Linked DNA regions of Homo sapiens: region 1 is linked to region 2. A link is an interaction called in ENCODE POLR2A ChIA-PET data of the cell type or tissue named here. Cell type or tissue: PC-9. All regions are shown on one strand. Links, peaks and the distances in the headings refer to the core of each region. The heading gives the core; the rest is flanking DNA.

Region 1 (11,787 bases), core at 3,283-8,282, 76 kb before region 2:
GGGGTTATGTCTCCCCACCCTGAACCTGGACTTGCTGTATGACTCACTTTGACCAACAGAATATGGTGGAAGTGGCAGAGTGCTGATTCTAGCCCAGGCCTCCAGGGACCTTGCGTGCTGCCCTGTGGTCTCACACCTCCACACAGCCCTGGCAGCCTGCAAGAGAATGACAAATTTGTGGGGCCAAGCCAAGCTGGTCCAGATGTTCCAGCCAAAGCCCAGAGATAAGAGAGAACCCAGGCAATATCAGTGATGCTGCCTACCTGACTTGCTGCTGATGCTGGACACACCAGTGAGCCCAGCCCAAAGCAGAAAACCACCAAGCTGAGCCCAGCCTTATCTGCCAAGCTAAAGATTCAGACATTGTTTTAAGCCCTGTGTTTTGGGATAGTTTGTAATGCAGAAATTAATTGCATCTACAGTGCCAGGCGGCTAAAAAAGCCACTGTTCACACAGTTGCTGTCTTTCTCTCTTTTCTTCAGTATCAATTCTTTCCCTACCCTAGAAGCTCAGCTCAAGTACCCCCTGCCCTGAAGCCTGTTCTGACCATGCCAGCCTGTAGTGTGGAGACAGCAAAGTGTAGCAGAAAGAGCTCTGCAAAAGGGAGTGGAAAGCCCCACTTCACAGCATCATTCACTCATTCCCTGAGATTTGTGCAGAGGAGACCCAGAAAGCAGGGCAGGGAGCCAGCCTTCCCATAGCTTCCAGTCGAATGGCAGAGACAGGCTAGGAGACAGACAAGGACCACATGGCCTCTTCCCTGCTCTAGTCAGGTAAGCCCATGGGAATGCAAAAACTTTCCCAGGAAAACATGGTGTCCAGACCTGAGCCCACGTCCCTGGCTACCTCACTGGCCCACCTCTGACAATTTCCTGTGTCCTGTGGACTCTGGCCCCACTGGATTGGAAGGGCCAGGAAGGCAGACAAGGAGGCACTTCCTCTACATCTCACAGTGCAGACAGGACCCAGGCTAGCGTGCCACCCTCAGAGGTACTTGGAAAACCTTTGCTCAGTTGGACTGGATGAGACTGGGTTGCACTGAATTGAATTAACTGAGTTCAGTGGAAATGAACTAAATCAAATCAATAACACCCTTGTCTGGCAGTAACACAGTCTCATCTCCAACAATGTCTCTAGGGTGGGAACCATGTTTCACCCACTCTGGTCTCCCCCTCCAGATGAGCACAGGGCTGGGAAGTAGGCCAGGGCTCGAGGCTGTTTGGCTGACACAGGTTGACCATATTTGTAAAGATTGCCTCTCCTCTGGATCCAAAAACTCCAGAATAGGAATTGTCTACCCATCTCCTTCATCTGTGTTTATGCCGCGATTTTTGGAGGGTAGGGGGCTCCAACCGTGGGCCAGAGGCTTTGCTGGGTCTTGGGGATGTTAGGGTAAATTCCCTTATTTAAGTGATCTTGTTTATGATTTATTATTATTTAATTTGCTTACTTTGCTGCCTCCAGGGCCCAGCAGAATTTGCTGAGCCCCAAAGCTCATGACCCGGCAGGTGAGGTGAGCACAAAGAAGCCTCAGAGGTGGGGGTGGAGGGAAAGCTACGCAGGAGCTCTGCGGAAGGCCCAAGGGGTGTTCGGGGCACACGAGGGGTGTTCTGCCCCAACAGTGGGGTCCGGGAAGGCTTCACAGATGAGGGAACCCGGGCAAAAATCACACACAGGACTTGGCAGGATGGGCACAGCAGAGTAGCAGTTCTGGAGGAGACAGAAGCCTGAACCTGCGTGTCGGGTTGGCACAGCCAGAGGTGGCCAGGGAGGGGTAGGTCAAGGAGGCCTTCCTTGCCTCCTTGAGGAGTTCAGGGTTGTCCCAAAAGCAAGTGAGGAAACCTGGAGGATGGCGTGATTGATGGTGCCACGGTTCCCAGGCCTTCCCCACTCCCAGATCCATGCCCTCTGCTGCGTGACTTTGCTGTTCCTCACCTGGACATGCGCACCTCCTGCCCCACAGAGGCTGGGCTCCAGCCAACGGGCCATGGGCAGCAGTGGTGGGAACAGAGGTTTGAATTGTCCCTGCACAGAGCCAATGCTGAGAGCAGGTGCCCAGCAGCTGCCGACCCCAGGAAGCAGAGAGGCCTTGTGCAGACCCAGAGCCTGAGCCCAGCCGAGCCCCCTGGAACCAGCCTCATCCCCTCCCATTGCTTCCCGGGGTCGCTTCCCAAATCAGATGCTGTCTCCGTCAGTTCAGACTGCCAACACAACACCACAGACTGTGCGGTTTAAATCGCAAACATTTATTTCTCACAGTTCTGGAGGCTGGAACTCCACGACCAAGTCACTGGCAGATTCAATGGCTGTTTGCAGGTGGCCGTCTTCTTGTGGGGTCCTCGTGCGACAGAGAGCAGAGACAGAGCCGGTTCTCTGGGCCTCTTCTTATCAGGCCACTAATTTCATCACGGGGCCGCACCCTCAGGACTCAACTACATTCCACAGGTCCCCTCTCCTAATGCCATCACATTGGGAGTTAAGGCTTCAACATATGTATTTAGGGAGGACGCACACATTTGGTCCGTAGCGAGAATTCAGACTCAAGCCCTTGCCTCAGGCTCTAATGCACCCAAACCCAGCAGCCACGCACCGCACACCCTGGAGAGCGTGCAGGGGACCCCTGGGTGGGTGAGGACAGGTTTTGGGACTCAGGAGCTAGTCCCTGGGTTTGTCTCGTCAGCCTTCGCCCACCCCTTGACCTCGAATGGGCCTCCTGACCCAGAACATGGGGATCGGGGCCTGGGAAGGTTGAGGGAAGCATTAAATGAGGTGGCCCTTTGTCATGTATCTGGCACCCCATAGGCGCTCAAATGGTGCAACGAGGATGCCACGGCCCTAACCTGCAAACACGTTTCCACGACTTCACGCCGGAGGCAGCCAAAACGCTTCCCGGCTCCCCTTCCCTGGGGCCCTCCTGGCAGTCCCTGGAGCCAGCCCCTTGGCTCCTGCCTGGCCCCTCCTAGGCAGCCGGCCTGTCCCAGAGTCCCCACCCAGCCCTGGCACCGGCAGGCAACAGACGCTTGCTGGTGGGTGGTCGGGAGCACGTGCCTGGGGAGAGCTGCCTCCACACCATTCACTGATCTAATCAATATCCTGCTCCTCCCGAGAACCCGATCACAGGCCCATCCAAGTGGGGGTCTGGCTGTGACCCCTTCTTCACCCCGAACTTCCCCCATGGCCACCACCTCCCCCTTCCCTCTCCCCAGCCCGCTGGGGTGGGCCGCTGGGAGGAAGCCCATCTCTGACGTGGACCCCGCATACAGGGGGTCGTGGGCCTGTCAGATTGGGTCACCCGAATCAAGGGTGATGATAAAACCTGTCCCTCCAAATTAGGCCAGAGCCCCCGGAGCCCCGCTGATTACAGCCTGTGCACCGAGGACAAAGGGTCCCTCTAGGGTCATTAATATGGATTGAGGCCCATTGTTTTCTCAAATTAGGCCACAGGGAGCGCTTCTTGGGGAAGCACATAGCGGGTGAGGGTTCCTGGGGTCCCGCCCAGGGTCCTGCGAGGCCAGGCTGGAGAGCCAGCAAGGAAGAGGCCAGACCATTCCCAGGCTGAAGGCTCGGGCTCGGGGGTGAGGCCAGGGCCAGTGGGCTTCCCCAGCTCACCTGCAGAATGTTCTGGAGAAATAAAAGGATCCCTCTGAGTACCTGCTGGGACTGAGTGAGCATTCTTAACTTACACAGAGGGTCTTGCTGTCTGCAAAGCGTTTTAGATTCTCAATGCCTTTCAACCTCCAGCACCTTGGGAATTCCACTCCAATTCTTAGTGTGGGAAAGTGAGGCTCCGAAAGGTCCAAAGGCTGTCTCGCTGGTTCGCAAGCCTGAATGCAGGTGCCCCTCCTTCAGCTCGTGACATGCCACATCACCGTGGGACTCACTGCCCGCGTTCAAGAACAAGGATGGCCCAGATACATCGCATGCACACGTCACCGTGACGACAGCCATGGGCTGAGCACATGAAGGCCTCAGATCCTACAGGAGGTTGCCCTCTGCCTCTTCTCATCTGACGCCTAGCCCAGTAGCCTGGGGCTTCGCTGGGTCCTGGACGCTTGTTCACATGCTCACCACACTTTACAGTTTATCGTGTAACATTGCTCCATTATTTCCTGTGAGCTTTGCAACAGATCATTTTTTCGGGTTGAGTTCAATGGCAGCACGGTGTCATCTCTATTCCAGGAGAGAGAAGGCTCCGGGAGCCAAGAGGTCCTCACAGGCTGTCACAACCTGGCTGCCTGTGGGGAGGAGCAGAGGTCAAGGTTGAAGGGATGAAGACCCTCACCCTGTCCTCACCTGGCTGAGGTGCGGTGGGGCAGAAGGACTCATAGCCAGCACCCTGCACCCTGCAGGGCGAAACTGGGCTCAGGAAAAGAATGAGCCCCAAGCTGCCACAGCCTGGGATAGGAGGGTTCCTGCCCAGGACTTTTTAAGGGGCAGGATGTGGGAACAGCAGGGCAGCTACGAGATTCGTGGAGCCCTGTGCAAGACGAAAATGCAAGATGAAAATGCAAGACCCTCCTTCCAGGACGATCAGAGCATCCAACCATGTGCAGGGCCCTTCTGAGCCCGTGGCCCCTGTGGTGGGGATGGGGCGAGGAACAGTTCATTCAATACCTGTCTGACAAGCACCTGTCTGCTTCGTGCCAGGCACTGCCCTGGACAAAATGGGTGCAAGTTCTTTCTCCGTGGGTCCGAGAGGGGCTGCTAACAAATGAATAACAAAATGGCTGCAGGTCATGCCGCTGCTCCATAGAAAACAGACCGGGGGTGAGGCAGGATATTGCTGGGGGACCCCTTAGTGGATAGAATGATCAGAAAAATGGAGGCTCCCAGAGGACGAGGGTAAGCCGTGTGGGGCAGTAAGACAGGAGTAGGGAACAGCCCAACAACGGAGTGGAGGCTGGAAAGTTGCTGCTTGGTCCTCCGTCCTGCTGACTCCCTGCACAGGTACCGAGAGGGATCGGAGTCCCCACCCCTGGGGAGGACTTGCACCCCCGCCTCCACCCCTGTGCTGAGCCCAAGCCTCTGCAAGTCCCTGGGGACCTGCCTCCTGCACCCTGACCGCCTGCTCCTGTCTTTCCTCACTCACACCTCTGCTCAGGGCTGGGCTGGCGTCTTCTCTCCCCAGATGGATGTGTTTTAATATTTCACAAAGGAATATGTTCCTAAAAAATAGCAATTAGGCTGGGCGAGGTGGCTCATGCCTGTAATCCCAGCACTTTGGGAGGCTGAGGTGGGGAGGATCACCCTGGGGTCAGGAGTTTAAGACCAACCTGGTCAACATGTTTCTACCAAAAAACACAAAAATTAGCCTGGTGTGGTGGTGAGCACCTGTAATTCCAGCTACTCAGCAGGTTGAGGCAGGAGAATGGCTTAAACCCAGGAGTCGAGGCAGGAGAATCACTTGAACCCAGGAGTTGGAGGCTGCAGCGAGCCGAGATTGTGCCACTGCACTCTAGCCTGGGTGACAGAGCGAGACTCTGTCTCAAAAAAAGAAACCAGCAATCAGATGGCAAGATATCATAATAAGTTTTTACATGAAAATATAAAGTTACAAAACAACACTCTGATGTGACTTAGAAAAAACAAGTGTGGGCCAGGTGCGGTGGCTCACGCCTGTAATCCCAGCACTTTGGGAGGCTGAAGCCGGTGTATAACTTGAGGTCAGGAGTTCGAGACTAGCCTGGCCAATGTGATGAAACCCTGTCTCTACTAAAAATACAAAAAATTGACGGGCATAATGGCGGGCACCTGCAATCCCAGCTACTCGGGAGGCTGAGGCAGGAGAATCCCTTGAACCCAGGAGGCGGAGGTTGCAGTGAGCCAAGATCGCGCCACTGCCCTCCAGCCTGGGTGACAAAGTGAGACTCTGTCTCAAAAAAAAAAAAAAAAAAAAAAAGAGAGAGAGAGAGAGGAGAGAGAGAGAAAAGAAAAAACAAGTGGGTGGTATATATGTGGAAGAACATAAAAAAGACCAGAAGGAACCACATCTCAGTGTCAGCATGTGAGCTCTGATGGTCTCTGCTGAGGTTGCCTGCGGTGCCCTAACTCTTCTCTGTTTTCTGATTGCTTTTGCAATCAACAGGTATTATTCTCATGAGCAGAAAAACGCCCTGTTGTGCACATTTGGGATGAGAGAAGGGTGCTGCAGGTGAGGAGAAGACAAAGGGGTGGAGTGGGCCAGCTTCTCTAGTGTGGCATCTTCTCCTCTCCTCCTTGCCTGGCTGCCTGGAGCCTGAGGGTCACAGCCTCCAGCCTCTTGGCTTGCACTCTCGGCCTCTGCACGCAGCCTTATCTTCCCCAGAACGCACACTCACCTTCCGCTTCCCTCAGGACCTGCCACCTCCAAACCTCTGCCCATGCTGGGTCCTCCACTGGGCCACCCTCTCCTGCCCAGCTCGGCAGGTGCACATCTTCCTAGCCTGGGGGGCCTGCTCAGAAGGCAGCTCTTTCAGGAAGCCCCTGGCTGGAGAGACCCCACCTTCCTGCCGCCTCCTCTGGCCTCTCTGGTGAGCTGCCCACTCTCTTCCTTGAGTCAGAGTTCAAGGTGTGGCTGTCTTGCCTGTGAGGGCAAAGTCTGCAGCCGACTCGTCTCCCTGGCTGTCAGCTCCACAAGGCGGGCGGGTGCTCAGTAAACATTACTAAACTCATCAGCCCCCTTTGGGCAAACGGGACAGTGGGGCGAGGCCTGGCGTGGCTGGAAAAGCAGTCTGGATGCCCCAGTTGCGGCTGGCTCAACGGCTTTATCTGACAGCCCTGGGCACCAAGACAAAGAGGCGTTCCCTGGCTGCCTTGGCCTCCTCTCTCCCAGGGGAAGGCAGGGTGACATGGCGAGCCTGGGCCACACAGTGAGCCCAGGCCGGAGCCAGCAGCCGGTTCCCAACACTGGCTAGGGCCCTTCTGCAGGCCTGACCCTGAGCACATCCCAGGACCCCGTCAGCTTCCCAGGGAGAGTTCCCAGGAGTCTGTGCTGGCGTGGAGAGGAGCTGGGGGCCCCTGGGTGTGCGGCTGCAGACGTCACGGGCACCCAGAACCCTGACCAGAGTCAATGTTGTCGTCCCCTTGGCATGCTGGAAAAAAAATTGCTCAGACAGGGCTGGAGGGCTCTCAGACCCTTTGTATCCTCTTCTCTGAGTCTTGGGAAATTGAGAAGTCCTCTGAGAGCTTCCCTTCACCTGATAGTCCCACCCTCAGGATGGAGCTGAGGCAGAGTCTGCACTCCTCAACCCTCTTCTCTGTGAAACAGTTAGGAAATGTCTGCAGACATCATCATCCGGACTCAACTCCTCTTCCCTGCTATGAATCGTGAAACAAAGTGTTCAGGTCACCACAGTGAGGACTCTGGCACTGAGCCGGCACTGGGCGGGATCAGTAGCTTGGATGGAATGCCGGCAGGGTCCCTGCTGACCTCATCATGTGGAAGAGTTTCGGAGAGGTCAGGAGTTGCCAAGGGCCTGCAGACAACGCCGTGTGAGGAGGACAGTGTGAGGTAGCACAGGCCTCTTCGATTCCCAAGGTTCCCTGGAATCCTCAGGATTCCCAAGGAACCCTTGGATCACCCCAGCACCACCTAGCCCAGGGACAGAGCCAGGCCTGAGTGCACAGCCCGCTAGCAACTGTGTAACAGGTGCCAGGCACCTACAGTGTGCTGGGCATGGGGCTGAGGTGGGGCTGTGCTGGCAATGCTGCAGACAGCATGTTTACACCAAGCACAGCTACAAGCCCAGGACCAGCTTCCCTCCTTCCGTCAGAGCAGCCACTGGGGCAGCCAGTGTTACTAGATCCCCACTTGACACATGAGGAGGCACCAGGAGGCTGTGCCACTCAGCCGATCTAGCGGTCCACACATCAGAGTCCATACTCTGCCACCATTAGAATGGGGCTTGTGATGGCTGCCCTCACTCAGTTCAGGGGTCCCCACCAGAATCTCTCAGGCCACACCCTGGGACCTCAGATACACTCTGGGCAAGTGGCAGGGGCCCTGAAAGGTCCAGAGTCCAGCCAACTTCAGGTCTCCCAGGCAAAAGGAGCCAGACCTCCCACTCACCCCCTCGAACCCAGCAGTCACTCCAACAGGGCTTCTCTGACAGTCCAGGCTGATGCAGCTCACTGTGGCAAAAGACCTTCCCTGAATCAGGTCCTCACATAGAGGCCCATGCAGCCCTCTGGGAATGCGGAGGCTGGGGGCAGCCATAGACACTGGAGCTCCTTCCCTGTGACAAGTGCCATCCCATGGGGAGGAGCCAAGCCCAACGAACACCCCAAGGCAAGAGGGAAGAGCTCTGTGGGGCAGAGGGCAGCCTGAGCATCTGCAAACAGAGTGGCTCACAGAGAGGACACCTGCCCTGAGGACACCTGCAGGAGATCCCTACAGAGGAAGGGCTAGACCAGGCTCCATCCAGCAAGTAAGGTCTCTAACAGCTTTGAGATCGTAAGCCCTTTAAATAGGGAGGGAGGTGGGTGAATGGATGGATGGATGGATGGATGAGTAGATGGACGGGTGGATGATTGAATGGGTGGATGGATGGATGAGTGGATGGTTGGATGAGTGGATGGATGGATAGATGAGTAGATGGATGGATGGATGATTGAATGGGTGGATGGATGGATGAGTGGATGGACGGACAGATGGATGGATGGATGGATGGATGAGTGAGTGGTGTATTAGTCTATTCTCATGCTGCTAACAAAGACATACCTGAGACTGCATAATTTATGAAGGAAAGAGGTTTAATGGACTCACAGTTCCACATGGCTGGGGAGGCCTCACAATCATGGCAGAAGGCAAAAGAGAAGCAAAGGCACATCTTACATGGAGGCAGGCAAGAGAGCATGTGCAGGGGAACTCCCATTTATAAAACCATCAGATCTCATGAGACTCATTCACTACCATGAGAACAGTATGGGGTAAACCGCCCCCATGATTCAATTATCTCCATCTGGCCCTGCCCTGGACACATGGGGATTATTACAATTTAAGGTGAGATGTGAGTGGGGACACAACCAAACAATATCAAGTAGATGGATGGATGAATGGATGGATGGATGAGTGGATGGATGGACGAGTGGATGGATGAATGGATGGATGGATGCATGCATGGATAGATGGATGAGTGCATGAATGGATGAGTGGATGGACGGATGGATGAATGGATGGATGATGAGTGGATGGATGAGTAGGTGGATGGATGAGTAGGTGGATGGATGAGTAGGTGGATGAATGGATGAGTGGATGGATGGGTAAATGGATGGATGGATGGATAGATGGATGGATGAATGGATGGAAGAAAGGAAGAGAGAGAAGAAAGTTACATTGATTGATTTATATAGTTTGTCATACCAGAAAGTTCTGCAGACTGGACTGCTTACAAACAGATGTTTCTTCTTTCACCGTCCTGGAGGCTAGACGTCTGAGATCAAGGTGTGGCAGGGCTGGTTCTTCTGCAGTCTCTTTCCTTGGCTCGTAGACAGCATCTTCTCCTCACATTTTCACAGGGTTGTTCCTCTATGTGGGTCCGTATCCTAATCTTATGAGGATGCCAGTCATATTGAATGAGGACCCACCCTGGTGACCTCCTTTTAATTTGATTACATCTGTAAAGATCCTGTATCCAAATAATGTTACATTCCGGGGTCCTGGGAGTTAAGACTTCAACATACGAATTGTGGGGGGATGTGATTCAGCCCATAACAGTTAAGCTATCACAGATACTTCTGAGGTCCGTGGAAGGAGAGAGTGTGGGTACTCATGACTTCCCAGAGTCCCAGCAATGCTACCCAGAGCAGGTCTGTGCAAGGGAGGGCAGCCATCTGCTTTTCCACGGTCTGGAGTCCCCTTCTTTCTTTCATCAGGACTCCGAGTCCTCTGCCCCATGGACCCCTCTTCCCAAACTTCTCTCTGGTCAGGACTTACACTCTGGAGCCTACAGGTGGAGCCTGGGGTGGAATTCCACTTCCTCCACTTATCAGCTGTGTGTCTTTGGGCCTCTTATTTAACCTCTCTGGACTTCAGGTTCCTTCTCTATAAAGTAGGATCATGATATGCCCTACCTCATAGGTTTTTATGAGGATAAAATGAGGGACATTCATGGGATATTGGAACAGTGCTGACCCCTAGCAAGCACTAGGTCAGTGTTTGCTAAATAAATGAAGAAACCATCTCCATGGGTAGGCTGAAGGTAGAACAGCGTCGGGACTTGTCTGTGACCCGGGCTCAGAGGGCTGTGGGCTCAGAGGAGGGGAAGAGGCTGCTGTGGTCAGGCCCACGTCCAGAGGGGGCTTTTGCTTAGCAGAGGCTGCTGGCCAGGCAGCCCCAGCCGCACCCCATTTTATGCATATGAGAGAGAAATGCAGGCGTGATGGTCTGCAATTGTCCCTTTTGTTTACAGCATTTGTTGGAGCATATTTCTGGCAAGGAAGCTGACAATAAACCAAGGCCCGGGCCGGCCCGGCTGGCGGGCAGCAAATGAAGACAGCTGCCGAGGCGGGTGCCTCCCGGTGGGCTGGGGCCGGAAACCAGGGGCTCTGTCTCAGGCGCTTCAAAGAAGAGCCTTTGTCTAAGGCAGCCGAGCCAAGGGCCCCGCAGGGGCAGGCGGGCTGGGGCTCTGGGTGATGCCCGACTCACTCCACGACCTCACACGGGCAGCTCCCGCTCTCCAGGCCTCAGGTTCCCAGCTGCGAAGTAAAGGGGAACTAGGGCCCTAGGTACCTGCTGTGAGCCCTGTGTCAGCTCCAGGGAAGGGAGGGTGCTCTTGGGGTGCCCCCTCACTCCTTAGAACCTGCGTTCTGCAGCTTCGAGATAGAGAGCGACCTCAGAACACTCAGCCAAGAAACAGACAGGCCAGGGCATGGCCTCCAGACAGGAGGTCATGGGAGAAGGAGAGTCAGCGCTGCCCGGTGAGAGGACACAGAGGCTCTGTGGGAGAAGGGAGGGACAGTCCCGGCATGAGTACACACAGAACCTGGCAGGAGGGTCTTCTAATGGCCACTGGGCCTGCACCCCTGCTGTGGGCCCAGAGCCCCATGCACCTGCTTCTTGTCCACCTCCAGAAGGGTGTTGCCTTCTGCACATCCTTGTTGAATGATGTCCCAAGGGAGCCCTGAGATGTCACAACTTCAGGTGACTCCCCTGCCTCCCAAGGACACTTACAGAGGTGTTTTCACAAAGGACACCTCACAAAGGCACAGCTTTTAAGGACCTCTAGTGTGAAACGGGAATGTTTCAGGCACTAGAAAAGGCCCAGCAGTTTCTGGAAGGAGAAGAGGACACCCCTCTGACTCTGCCAAGTGGGCCGGCCCTGTGTCGCGCTGGCCCACGCAGCTGCTGAGCCCTGCTGTTGGGCAGCAATCAGCGATGGGTGGCCGTGGGCAGGTTCCCTGCACTCCTGGGGCCTCGTCTTCAGTCTGTGCTTTGCATTGTCCTCCTCCTGCTGGGTCAAACCCTGGGCTCAGGACCGTCTGCAGGTCACCTCCTCCCTGAAGCCGTCCACAGCACCAGAGTCTTCACTGGCTCCTTTGTTTTCTCTGAAGGCAGAGAATCTTCTAGTGCATGTGATTTACAATGGTTTGTGTCCTGGTCTTATCTGCTACTGCTGACCAGTAGTTTGACACAAGTGGGCTGTGCTAAAATCTCTGAACCACCCAACCCCCCGCCACCACCACTCACCCCACACCTTGTCCTGAGCTCAGCATGTCACTGCGTATGGGAAGTGGGGGGCGGGGTGGAGTTCATGGCCAGATCCTCCAGGTCAGGTGCTTTGCAGGCTAAATCTTACTTGACCTCCTAGC
Region 2 (11,787 bases), core at 2,908-7,907:
GTCTCCTGAGTAGCTGGAATTACAGGCACCTGCCACCATACCCAGCTAATTTTTGTATTTTTAGTAGAGATGGGGTTTCACCATGTTGGTCAGGCTGGTCTCGAACTCCTGACCTCATTATCCACCTCGGCCTCCCAGAGTGCTGGGATTACAGGTATGAGCCACTGCACCTGGCCTCTTTTTGTTTGTTTGTTTGTTTGTTTTTAGAGACAGAATCTCACTCTGTCACCCAGGCTGGAGTTCAGTGACATGATCTTAGCTCGCTGCAACCTTTGCCTCCTAGGTTTAAGCGATTCTCCTACCTCAGCCTCCTGAGTAGCTGGGATTACAGGCGAGTGCCACCACGCCTGGCTAATTTTTGTATTTTTAGTAGAGACGGGGTTTCATCATGTTGGCCAGGCTGGTCTTGAACTCCTGGCCTCAGGCAACCCACCCACCTCAGCCTCCCAAAGTGCTGGGGTTACAGGCATAATCCAGCCAAATGGAGTGATTTTTTAAAAAGATTCCATATCACAAATTATCAGATGCAACACACACAATACTTATAAGGAAATGTAGAGTTCTAAATGATGAGTAATAAATCACATACAAGTCAGGTTTATCCCAGGAATACAAGCCTGATTTATACAAATATGTTAATTAGATTTAAATCTATTAATTAGATATAAAAATCTAATTAATGTAATTTACCACAATAACAGATTAAAAAAGCAAATTATATCTTAGTAAATGAAAAAGAAAGCATTCAATAAATGTCCATATCCAATCATGGTTTGAAAATTTTAGCAAAATAGGAATAGAAGGGAATTTCCTTCATCTGATAAAGAGTCTCTCCCAAAAATACCTACAATAACCATCATGCTTGGAGAAAAGCTAAAAGCATTCCTGTTAAGACCACAAAAGAGCCTCTCCCAAAAATACCTGCAATAACCATCATGCTTGGAGAAAAATTAAAAGCATTCCTGCTAAGACCACGTCCCAGACTCTTCTGTATAACACCAAACTGGAGTTGCTAACCTGTGCAGTAAGACATGAAAAGAAAATATAAAGGAAGAAAGACACAGAAAACTCTTCTTAGTTACAAATGAAAATACTGTCTACATAGAAACCTGAAAAGAACCTATGGAAAATTATCAATAAGACATTTAAATAAAGTGGGTGGGTACAAAACCAGCATATAAACCTCAATTGCATTTCTATAAAGCAGCAACAACTAGCAAACACAAGTCTTAAAAAGATGCCACTTACAACAGCAACATCAACAAACACAGGTATATGATGCATACATATATGTAAATAAACTGGGAATAAATCTAACAAAGATGTATCCAAATGGCGCTTTTTTTTTTTTTGACGGAGTCTCACTTTGTTGCCAAGCTGGAGTGCAGAGGCACAATCTTGGCTCACTGCAACCTCCGCCTCCTGGGTTCAAGTGATTCTCCTGGCTCAGCCTCCTGAGTAATTGGGATTACAGGAGTGCACCACCACGCCTGGCTAATTTTTGTGTTTTTAGTAGAGATGGGATTTCACCATGTTGGCCAGGATGATCTCAATCTCTTGACCTCATGATCCCCCCGTCTCAGCTTCCCAAAGTGCTGGGATTATAGGCATGAGCCACCACGCCCGGATGAGCATTTTTTTGATAAAAGACTCAGTATCTTAGAGGTATGGTTCTCCCCCAAATTGTATACAGATTCAGCACAGTTCCAGTACAAAAAGAAATCCTTCCACTCTTTGATGTATTTCAGTGCAGTTCCATCATTTTCACCATAGAGGGATTATCACTCACTTGCCCTGTGATCTTGGACAAGGTCTTGAGTTTTCTCAGCTGAGAAAATAAAAGGATGGGAACAGAAGATCCCTAACCCCCCTCCTGTGCTGAAAGCCTAAGATCCTTCAGGAGGAAGAGGCAGGTGAGGTACATCTGACACTTCGGCGTGGCTCCTGCTGAGGGCAATGAAATGATAAACCAGGCTGGGGTGGGTCTGAGACTCCACCCTATGACCTTGGCATCTAACAGGAGGTAAAATGGAAAGCAAATCATGACACGTCCCAAACATTATGTAATCATTGTAAATAGCTTTTAAAGGATTACATAGACATGGAAAATATTCACGACATGTTAAGTGGGAAAAAAATCACACACATCCTATAATTACAATTCTAAAGGCAAAGACAAGATCCAGGAGGCAAGGCCGCTCAAACTCTTAAGTTTCACTGTTTGATACTGTTGAGAAGCACAATAATGACCAATGAGCAGAAAGAGCATCAGTAAACGCTCCCACTTTCTAAGTCCTCTGGCAGGAAGTCTTTATTTGCTTCCCGGAGTTAGGACTGCGGCATCAGGGGTTTCAGGCCTAGGATTTGGGGTATGGGGTGTGTCAGGCCTAGGATTTGGGGCATCGTGGGTTTCAGGCCTAGGATTTAGGGCATCGGGGATTTCAGGCCTAGGATTTGGGGCATCGGGGATTTCAGGCCTAGGATTTGGGGCATCGGGGATTTCAGGCCTAGGATTTGGGGCATCGGGGATTTCAGGCCTAGGATTTGGGGTATCGGGGGTTTCAGGCCTAGGATTTGGGGTATCGGGTGTTTCAGGCCTAGGATTTGGGGCATCAGGGATTTCAGGCCTAGGATTTGGGGCATTGGGGATTTCAGGCCTAGGATTTGGGGTATCGGGGATTTCAGACCTAGGATTTGGGGTATCGGGTGTTTCAGGCCTAGGATTTGGGGCATCAGGGATTTCAGGCCTAGGATTCGGGGTATCAGGGGTTTCAGACCTAGGATTTGGGGCATCAGGGATTTCAGGCCTAGGATTTGGGGTATCGGGTGTTTCAGGCCTAGGATTTGGGGTATCGGGTGTTTCAGGCCTAGGATTTGCTTCCTGTCAAGGTACATGTGTCTGGGAGCTGGGGATGCTTCACCTTCGTGCCTGGCTCCTGGGAACATCACCAGATCCTGGTCTGTCTGTCTGGGACAGTGCACACTTTCCCAGCCCACAGGCGAAGTTGATGCTCCTGGGAGCACTTCCACTCCCCGACAAGTCTCTTCCTGTGTCGTGGTTGCTTACTTATCGTTGTCTCACCCTAGAAGGCAAGCGCCCAAGGCCAGGGCTGAGTTTTTCTTGTTCAGAGCTGTGTCCCCAGCATTCCTGTCCACAGATGTTTGTTGAATGACTGAATGAATGTATAGGAATCAGAAGCATTGGGAGGGAGCAAAGGCCAGAGTTTTGCTAGAAAGTCTGAGGGTGCTGGCCCTAGAAATCCCCAAGGTCCCTCCCTCATGTCCTACGTCGTGGCTACCCTTAAGTCTGACATGCCCTGGGCCATGGCTTCCAATGTCAGGAAGAGGCCAGCCAGGTCCCAGCCATGTCTCCGGCCTTGACCTTGGGCTAGTCCTCTGTATGCCAGGTCCAGACCCTCTGCTTAAGTCCAAGTAGGTGAAGGTGAAGTCAGTCTTTCCGCTACCTGGCTCCAGCCCTTGGCCAGGCCCAGCCCCAGGTAGACCTTCCCCAGACACCTCTTCCTCTGTCAAAGCTCTGGAGAAACTTGCTGGGGCTCTGCCACCAGGCCCCTCCCCACCACCAGGCCCTGCCCTCCCAGGGTCCACCCCCTGGGTCTTACTTTGAGGCCTCCCTGTTTCAGATGGTCCCCTGCTGTGAAGTCCTGTCTTGGCCAAAAAGGGTGCATGTGGCAGGGTGATTAAGCCGTGGGGCCTGGTTATGGATGTGGAGTGGGGGTGCCTGTGCTGGGGCCGGAACACAGCAGCCACGTTCCTCCACACACGCACACAGCAGTAGCTGAGGTTGGCCCCATGCTGTCACGGGTGTTCTCACCTGTGCCTCTCCATAGTCGGGAAGCAGGAAAGTGAGGGTCATCCCGCAGTTCTAGATGAGGAGCCCAATGTGATGGGACTGCAAGTGGAGGAGCGGGACCTAGAGCCCAGGCTCCCGTTTCCCTGCCCAGGGCCCTCCCAGGGGCGCAACCTCTATGCACTGCTGTGTTGCTACCACCTCACTGCAGGAGCCAGAGGAGTGAGGACAGCCCCTTTGTGCCAACACTATGAATGAATGTATGGGAATCATAAGAAGATGACCAGGCCGTGTTGGAGCCAGGGGCCACATTGCCCCGCTTGAGTGTCCATCCACTGGCCCCTGACTCCTTTCCCCACCATGCCCCCAGCTGTTGCCAGCCCCACTCCCACCTGGGAAAGCAAGATTTGTGCAGGCCCCTCATTCCCCCGGCTCCTGCCTGGCCAGAGCCCACCACTGCACCACAGGATAAACATACATGCTGCGAAGGGAGACTTTGTGTGTGTCTCATGAGGCTCAACAACGGTGATGACCCCCGAGAAGATGCAATAAAAAGGACAACCTAGCCGGGTGCGGTGGCCCACGCCTGTAATCCCAGCACTTTGGGAGGCCGAGGTGGGCGGATCAAGAGGTCAGGAGATCGAGACCATCCTGGCTAACACGGTGAAACCCTGTCTCTACTAAAAATACAAAAAATTAGCTGGGTGTGGTGGTGGGCGCCTGTAGTCCCAGCTACTTGGGAGGCTGGGGCAGGAGAATGGCGTGAACCCGGGAGGTGGAGGTTGCAGTGAGCAGAGATAGCACCACTGCAGTCCGCCCTGGGCGAAAGAGCAAGACTCCGTCTCTCAAAAAAAAAAAAAAAAAAAAAAAAAAAAGACAACCTAATTTTGAAATTGGCAGAGGAATTGAACAGACATTTCTCCAAAGGAGCTATACAAATGGCCAAAGAGCCCATGAAAAGATGGCCAACAATGCTCCGTGCATCTTACAAACAAACCTTTTTAAAACCCAGCTAGGAAGTTCAGGGTCAAATCTGGAATTTCACACTGGCAACATTAGCTCAGGGAAGTGGTGGGGCAGCCCTCAGGCAGCTGAGCCATGCAGGAATGAGTATCCCGTGAAACATCAGCTGTCAAAGGCCCAGCCGACCCAGGAGGGTCACACTGCTTCCGCCTCAGTGCCGCCCTACCCTGGGCAGCTTCAGGATTCCAGAGGGGTCATGTGCTCTGAGGAGTGACCCTAAATGTGGCAGAGGGATCTAGTGACCGCCCAAAGCAAGCAGGACAGATCCCTGGAGTGCCAGCCCCTTTCCATGGGTGAAAGGTGATTCTGGTCTGCTGTTCTGGGTCCGAGGAAGGGCTGAAAAATGGGAGCAGAGGACCGTTCGAGCCCCTTCCCTGTCCCCAGATCCTCCTTCAGGGCTGCCAGTTGTTCTGTGCTCGTTCCATACATGCCTGCGGGGTCTGTCTCTGAATTTCCTGCATGACACGGTCAATCCAGGGGATAGTAAAAGGAAGGCAGAAGGTTTGCCCTGAATACTGGAAAAGAGTTCAAAAGTGTGTTAGTCTAGCATTTCTCTGGGGATATTTTGTAGATAGCCCACTTTTTTTTTTTTTTTTTTTTTGAGACAGAGTCTCGCTCTGTTGCTCAGGCTGGAGTGCAGTGGCGCGATCTCGGTTCACCACAACCTCCGCCTCCCAGGTTCAAGCAATTCTCCTGTCTCAGCCTCCGGAGTAACTGGGATTACAGGCGCCCGCCACCACGCTCAGCTAATTTTTGTATTTTAGTAGAGACAGGGTTTCACCATGTTGGCCAGGCTGGCCTGGAACTCCTGACCTCAAGCGATCCGCCCTCCTCGGCCTCCCAAAGTGCTGGGATTACAGGTGTGAGCCACTGCGCCCGGCCGATATCCCACTTTGCTGAAGGCTTTTGTGATCTAATATATTTGGAAAATACTAATGCCATTTTTTTTAAAGAAGGCTTTTTGTTGTTGTTGTTTCAAGTCTACACAGATCCCTGAATATGCAAAACTGCCCTGGATTTTTCCAAGAGAAAAATTTGCACCGTTTCACAAACTCACTTTTTGGAGGGACTTTGTCTCAGTGAACCATGAGGTATCAGTGTTCCATGAAATATACATGAGGGAATCCCAATCTAGCCCTGTTCCTTCATCTTGCAGACGGGGAGACCAAGGCAAGAGGGAGTGGTAGACAGCTGATTAAGGCCACACAGAGAACCAGGATGAGGGCCCTGGTCCCCAGGTGGCTGTCTCTCAGTTCCTTCCCCTGTTCTTACATCATTTGCTGGGCTAGTGCAAAATGAAAATGCAAGATCCCTTGTTCAAACCCTAGTAAGAATTTCAAGATGGTGATCGCAGGGCATTGCAGCAGGTGCAGGCCCGTCTAGGCACGCTGGGCTCGCCTGTGCAGCCGGCTCTGCTCCCTCAGCAGCCCAGAAGGGCCCTAGAGGACACTCCCCTGAGCACAAACCCAAACACCCCAGCTCTGCTCCTCACTAGCCCAGCCACCTGGGATACAGCACTCAGTCTCTCTGAGCCTCAGTTTCCACTTCCTGAAAGTGGGGTTGTAATGTCACCTGTTTCACTGCTGTGGAGGAGTGGTTGCACAACATTGCAAACAGAAATCAGGGCCGGGAATGGTGGCTCACACCTGGAATCCCAGCACTTTCGGAGGCTGAGGCGGGTGGATCACCTGAGGTCAGGAGTTCGAGACCAGCCTGGCCCACATGGCAAAACCAGTCTGTACTAAAAGTACAAAAAATAGCTGGGCATGGTGGTGCATGCCTGTAATTCCAGCTACTCAGGAGGCTGAGACAAGAGAATTTCTTGAACCCAGGAGGCGGAAGTTGCAGCGAGCTGAGATCACTGCGCTCCAGCCTGGGCGACAGAACAAGACTCTATCTCAAAAAAAAAAAAAAAAAAAGAGAGAGAAATCATTTCCAGTCTTATTCAAAATTTAAAAAGATCCAAGCCTGTGCCTAGAGGGGGCTAGGCCTGCCCACTTCTTGGACCCTAGAGCCTCGAAATCCCCTCCGCCTTTGGCCTGGGGTCTTTGTTCAGTTGTATTGCTATAAAGGAATACTTGAGGCTGGGTAATTGCTAAGAAAAGAGGTTCATTTGGCTCATGGTTCTGCAGGCTGTACAGGAATCATGGTGCTGGCATCTGCTTCTGGTGAGGCCTCAGGAAGCTTCCACTCACCTTGGCAGAAGGCAATGGGAAGCTGGCGAGAGAGGAAGGAAGAGAGAGCAGAGGGCCCAGATCTTCAACCATCAGTTCTCACACAAACTAATAGTGAGAACTCACTCATTACCAGGAGAACGCACCAAGTCATTCATGAAGGATTCGCCTCCATGACCCAAACAACTCCCACCAGGACCCTCCTCCAAGCTTGGGGGTCTAATTCCAACATGGGATTTGGAGAAGACATGGGAACTGTACCCAAAACATGGCAGCTGGATGCTTCTGAACACACTGACGGTGGCTGCTACCAAGAGGGAGAGCGAAGTCACAACAATACCGGCCTGCAGGTTCACCTCCCCATACCAGGCACTTTACAGCACCATTTCCAATTCCCGGGAAACAGGGCCACAAACATAGGAGGCAAGACTCCATTCCAGGTCCGTCTGCTCTGAGGCCTCCATTCCCTCCTCTATATGGGGGGTTTAGTTTCCCACCTTACTTAAAGCCTGTCTGCACTAAGTAAACTCAGTGAGAAAGGCAGGGTGCCCAGTGCCTGGGTACAGCAAAGGCTAAATGCATTTGGCAGTTATTGCTAGTATCATTTTTTGTTTTGTTTTGCTTTTTATGAGATAGACTCTTGTTCTGTCACCCAGGCTGGCGTTCAGTGGCACGATCTTGGCTCAGTGCAACCTCTGCCTCCTGGGCTCAAGCTGTTCTCCTGCCTCAGCCTCCCGAATAGCTGGGATTACAGGCGCATGCCACCACACCTGGCTAATTTTTGTATTTTTAGTAGAAATGGGGTTTCTCCATGTTGGCCAGGCTGGTCTAGAACTCCTGACCTCAAGTGATCCACCTGCCGCGGCCTCCCAAAGTTCTGGGATTATAGGCGTCAGCCACCACGCCCAATCTGTATCATTATTCGGTGATTATTTTGGGTGCGGTTTGGGACTTGCAGCATAATATAATTTTTCTCATTGATTTTTACATGTATCACAGCACCACTGCTTTCCCACCATAACCTTGGGCAAGTCCCCTCACCCCTCTCTGCCTCAGTTTCCCGTCTGTGAAATGTCCCTAATGCAAGCCCCCATCCCAGAGGGCTGCTGAGCTGATTAAATCAGCTACTACATGGAAAACTCCCAGGAGAGCGTTCGGCAGAAAGAAGATGTTTTGATAAATGTTGGCTATTCTTAGTATCTACACCATGTAAAGTAAGCTTACGAGTCTAACTGGGCAGCGGTCTTAGCTTGTTCATTCACTCTGTGCCAGTGTAACTCATTCCCTAGGCCTCCTTAAGGACAAACCAGGCACGCTTGGATGCGTTAGTCTGAGATCCTTTGGCCACCTGTCTCCTGTGGGGTCCAGGAAAGGGCCCCATATGAACCAGCTGCATCTGGTGGATAGAGGCACCCCAAACACTGCTTTCACCACTGTCATCGAGCGCTTTCTTGTTTGGTCTCGTAGGTTCAGTGGAAATCTCTGACTTTTTCCTCCCACATTCTGCTCCTTGCCTATGTCTTAGAAATAACAACCCATTCTCAAACTAGAAAGAAGCTAAGGCCACGTGGGCCTTTTCTTGTTGTTTCACGTGGGTGAAACAACACCCCGAACCCAACAAAGCGCTCTCTTTTCTTTCTCTGATTTTCCTTCCGCTCCCACAGCCTCTCCCACCACCACATCTGTCGGTTATCTGTCACATCACATCCTGTAAGTATGAGGATGCTTTTTGATCTACCGGTTACATGATAAGAATAAAGACTTTCCTAAAGCGACTTTATGTGGTGCCGTTAAAAGAACACAAACCTAGGCTCACACATAATGCCACATCTGGGAAATGACGGCTCTGGGGTTTCTCTGCCTCCCGGGTCCCTCTCAGATCAGCCCTGGATGCTGAGCGTCAGGGGTTGTGGGGGCGAGGGGAAGGGATGGGGAATGTGCCTATTTCTATGAAAAATTGAGTAAAAGAAGACTCAGTTCTCCAGTGCTGCAATGAAGTGTGCAAATGCCAGCCTCGGCCAGCAGACCTCCATCCGTGTACCTAAAGGCTTATTTTAAGTAGCTGTGTCTGGTCAAAAAGGGTTCACCTGGTCAGGAAGTGGTCACAGGCTTTTTAGGAGGGCCAAGCCAACACATAAAGGGAAGATAGAGGCACACATAGCAGCCTCAGAGCCCCGGCTCTTTGTCATTCCTGGGTCCAAGGCGAGGACCCTTCACTGGAGAAAGAGCCCTGGGGCTGAAGGGGCCTTGGAATCTGCAGCTGAGATGGGCCAGACAGATAGCCCTGGGTTCCCACAAAGGAAGTTCCTGCTCAATAAGGCTCTCCCAGCGACTCATATGCTGTTCTCAGAGGTCCTGCCCCACACTCCCCTAAAATGGGCAAAAAGAGGCCATGCACCCATAAAGAGATCCTGCGTTTTCCTGTTTTCTCTTCAAATGCTCTTGCTCTGCGTTTTTTCTCTCTTTTATTCAGATGATAATCACATATGACATAAAATTTACCATTTTAAAGTGAAAAATTACTGTCTAGTCCCAAACCATTTTATCACCCTCTCCAGAAACATCCATTCATTAGCAATCACACACCCTACCCCCAGCCTGGAGGCCACCAATCTACTCTCCGTCTCCATAGATTGGCCTGGTCTGGACATTTCAGAGAAATAGGATTGTACAATATGTGGTCTTTTGTGTCTAACTTTTCTTTCTTTATTTATTTTTTGAGACATGTCATGCTCTGTTGCCCAGGCTGGAGTGCAGTGTCGTGATCTCTGCTCACTGCAGCCTCTGCCTCCCAAGTTCAAGCAATTCTCCTGCCTCGGCCTCCCTAGTAGCTGGGATTACAGGTGTGTGCCACCACACCCAGCTAAGTTTTGTATTTTTTGTAGAGATGGGGTTTCACCATGTTGCCCAGGCTGGTATCGAACTCCTGAGCTCAAGTGATTTGCCTACCTTAGCCTCCCAAAGTGCTAGGATTACAGGCATGAGCCACCATGCCTGGCCTAAAAAATGTATATCTTAATTTTAAAATATTGCCAAAAAGTGCTAACAATCACCTGAACGCTCAGCGGGTTGTCATCTTTTTGCTGGTGGAAGGTCTTGCCTCGATGTTGATGGCTGCTGGCTGATCAGGGTGGTGGTTGCTGAAGGCTGGGGTGGCTGTGGCAATTTGTAAAAATAAGATAACAATGAAGTTGGCTACCTTGATGATTGACTCTTCCTTTCAGGAAAGATTTTTCTGTAGAATGCAATGCTGTTAGACAGCATTTTAGCCACAGTGGAAATTCTTTCAAAATTGGAGTCTGCTCCAATTTTATCCACTCAATTTATCCACTCAATTTATGGAATATTCTAAATCCTGTGTTGTCATTTCAACAGTGGGCATAGACTTTTCACTAGGAGTAAATTCCATCTCGATAAATCACTTTCTCTGCTCACCCACAAGAAGCAACTCCTCACTCATTCAAATTTTCTCATAAGATTGCAGGAACCCAGTCCCTTCTTCAGGCTCCACCTCTAATTCTAATTCTCACTATATCCACCACATCTGCAGTGACTTCCTCCACTGAAGCCTTGAAATCCTCAAAGTCAACAATGAGGGTTGGAATCAAACTTCTAAACTCCTGCTAGTATTGATGTTTTCACCTTCTCTCATGAATCATGAGTGTTCTTAATGGCATCTGGAATGATGAATCCTTTCCAGAAGGTTTTTAATTTACTTTGCCCAGATCCATCAGAGGAATCGCTATCTAAGGCAGCAATAGTCCTGTGAGACACATTAGATGTTTCTTAAATAATAAGATTTGAAAGTTGAAATGACTCCTTTATCTGTGGGCTACAGGATGGATGTTATGCTTTCCGGTATGATTACATTAATGTCAACATTATCTCCTTGCACGTCTCTACCAGAGCACATGATTCAATGACCAGGTGCATTGTCAATGAACAGTAATATTTTGAATGGAATATTTTTTCTGAGCAGTAAGTTCTCAACAGTAGCCTTAAAATATTCAGCAAACCATGTTGTAAACAGATATGCTGTCATCCAGGCTTTGTTATTCCATTTATAGAGCATAGGCAGAGTAGATTTAGCATAATTGTTACGGGTCCTAGAATTTTTAGAATGGCAAGTGAGTGTAGGATTCAATTTAAAGTCATCAGCTGCATTAGCCTCTAACAAGAGTGTAAGCCTGTCCTTTGAAGCTTTGACTTCTCCTTCTCTAGCTGTGAAAGTCCTCGATGCCATCTTCTACTAGAAAGCTGTTTTGTCTACATTGAAAACCTGATCTTTAGTGTAGCCACCTTCATCAATGGTCTCAGCTAGATCATCTGGATAACTTGCTGCAGCTTCTCCGTCAGCACTTGCTGCTTCACCTTGCACTTCTATTTTATGGAAATGGCTTCTTTCCTTAACCTCATGTACAACCTCCGCTAGTTTCCTTCTTTTTTTCTGCAGCTTCCTCACATCTCTCAGCCTTCATAGAATTGAAAGCTGGGTGTGGTGGCTCGCGCCTGTAATCCCAGCACTTTGGGAGGCCAAGGTGGGTGGATTGCTTGAACTCAGGAGTTCAAGACCAGCATGGGCAACATGGTGAAACATCATCTCTACAAAAAACACAAAAATTAGCCAAGTGTGGTGGCACAAGGCTGCCACCACTCCTGGGAGGCTGAGGTGGGAGGATCACTTGAGTCTGGGAGGCAGAGGTTGCAGTGAGTCAAGATCAAGCCACTGTGTTGCCACTGTTACTCCAGCCTGGGTAACAGAGCCAGACTCTATCTCAAAAA

The links. ChIA-PET counts read pairs that join two places held together with the same protein. Peaks named below come from ENCODE experiments on the same cell type or tissue, not always from the same donor. Only the 100,000 strongest peaks of a DNase experiment are listed, where the experiment ranks them.
Region 1: POLR2A ChIA-PET joins it to region 2 with 17 read pairs; 3 of 35 experiments call an interaction of 5 or more read pairs at or near these places.

Annotation. Positions count from the first base shown.
Region 1 is chr11:69,473,379-69,485,165 of GRCh38, forward strand. It overlaps LINC02747 (long intergenic non-protein coding RNA 2747), which reads right to left and starts at 6,579. Exons shown (of 2, transcript NR_184307.2): 1 at 6,318-6,579; 2 at 2,226-4,235. LINC01488 (long intergenic non-protein coding RNA 1488) reads left to right here and starts at 8,285. Exons shown (of 4, transcript NR_185875.1): 1 at 8,285-8,405. RefSeq lists enhancers at 1,517-2,202, 2,203-2,887, 2,888-3,572, 3,573-4,257, 7,119-8,085 and 1 more. In PC-9, for the core only: no CTCF peak of the experiment used is centred there; no DNase peak of the experiment used is centred there.
Region 2 is chr11:69,550,124-69,561,910 of GRCh38, forward strand. No RefSeq gene overlaps it. Among named protein-coding and RNA genes, the nearest start is that of LINC01488, 74 kb to the left of the region's middle. RefSeq lists enhancers at 2,155-2,299, 5,621-5,765, 6,679-6,823, 10,430-10,574 and cis regulatory regions at 2,227, 5,693, 6,751, 10,502. In PC-9, for the core only: no CTCF peak of the experiment used is centred there; no DNase peak of the experiment used is centred there.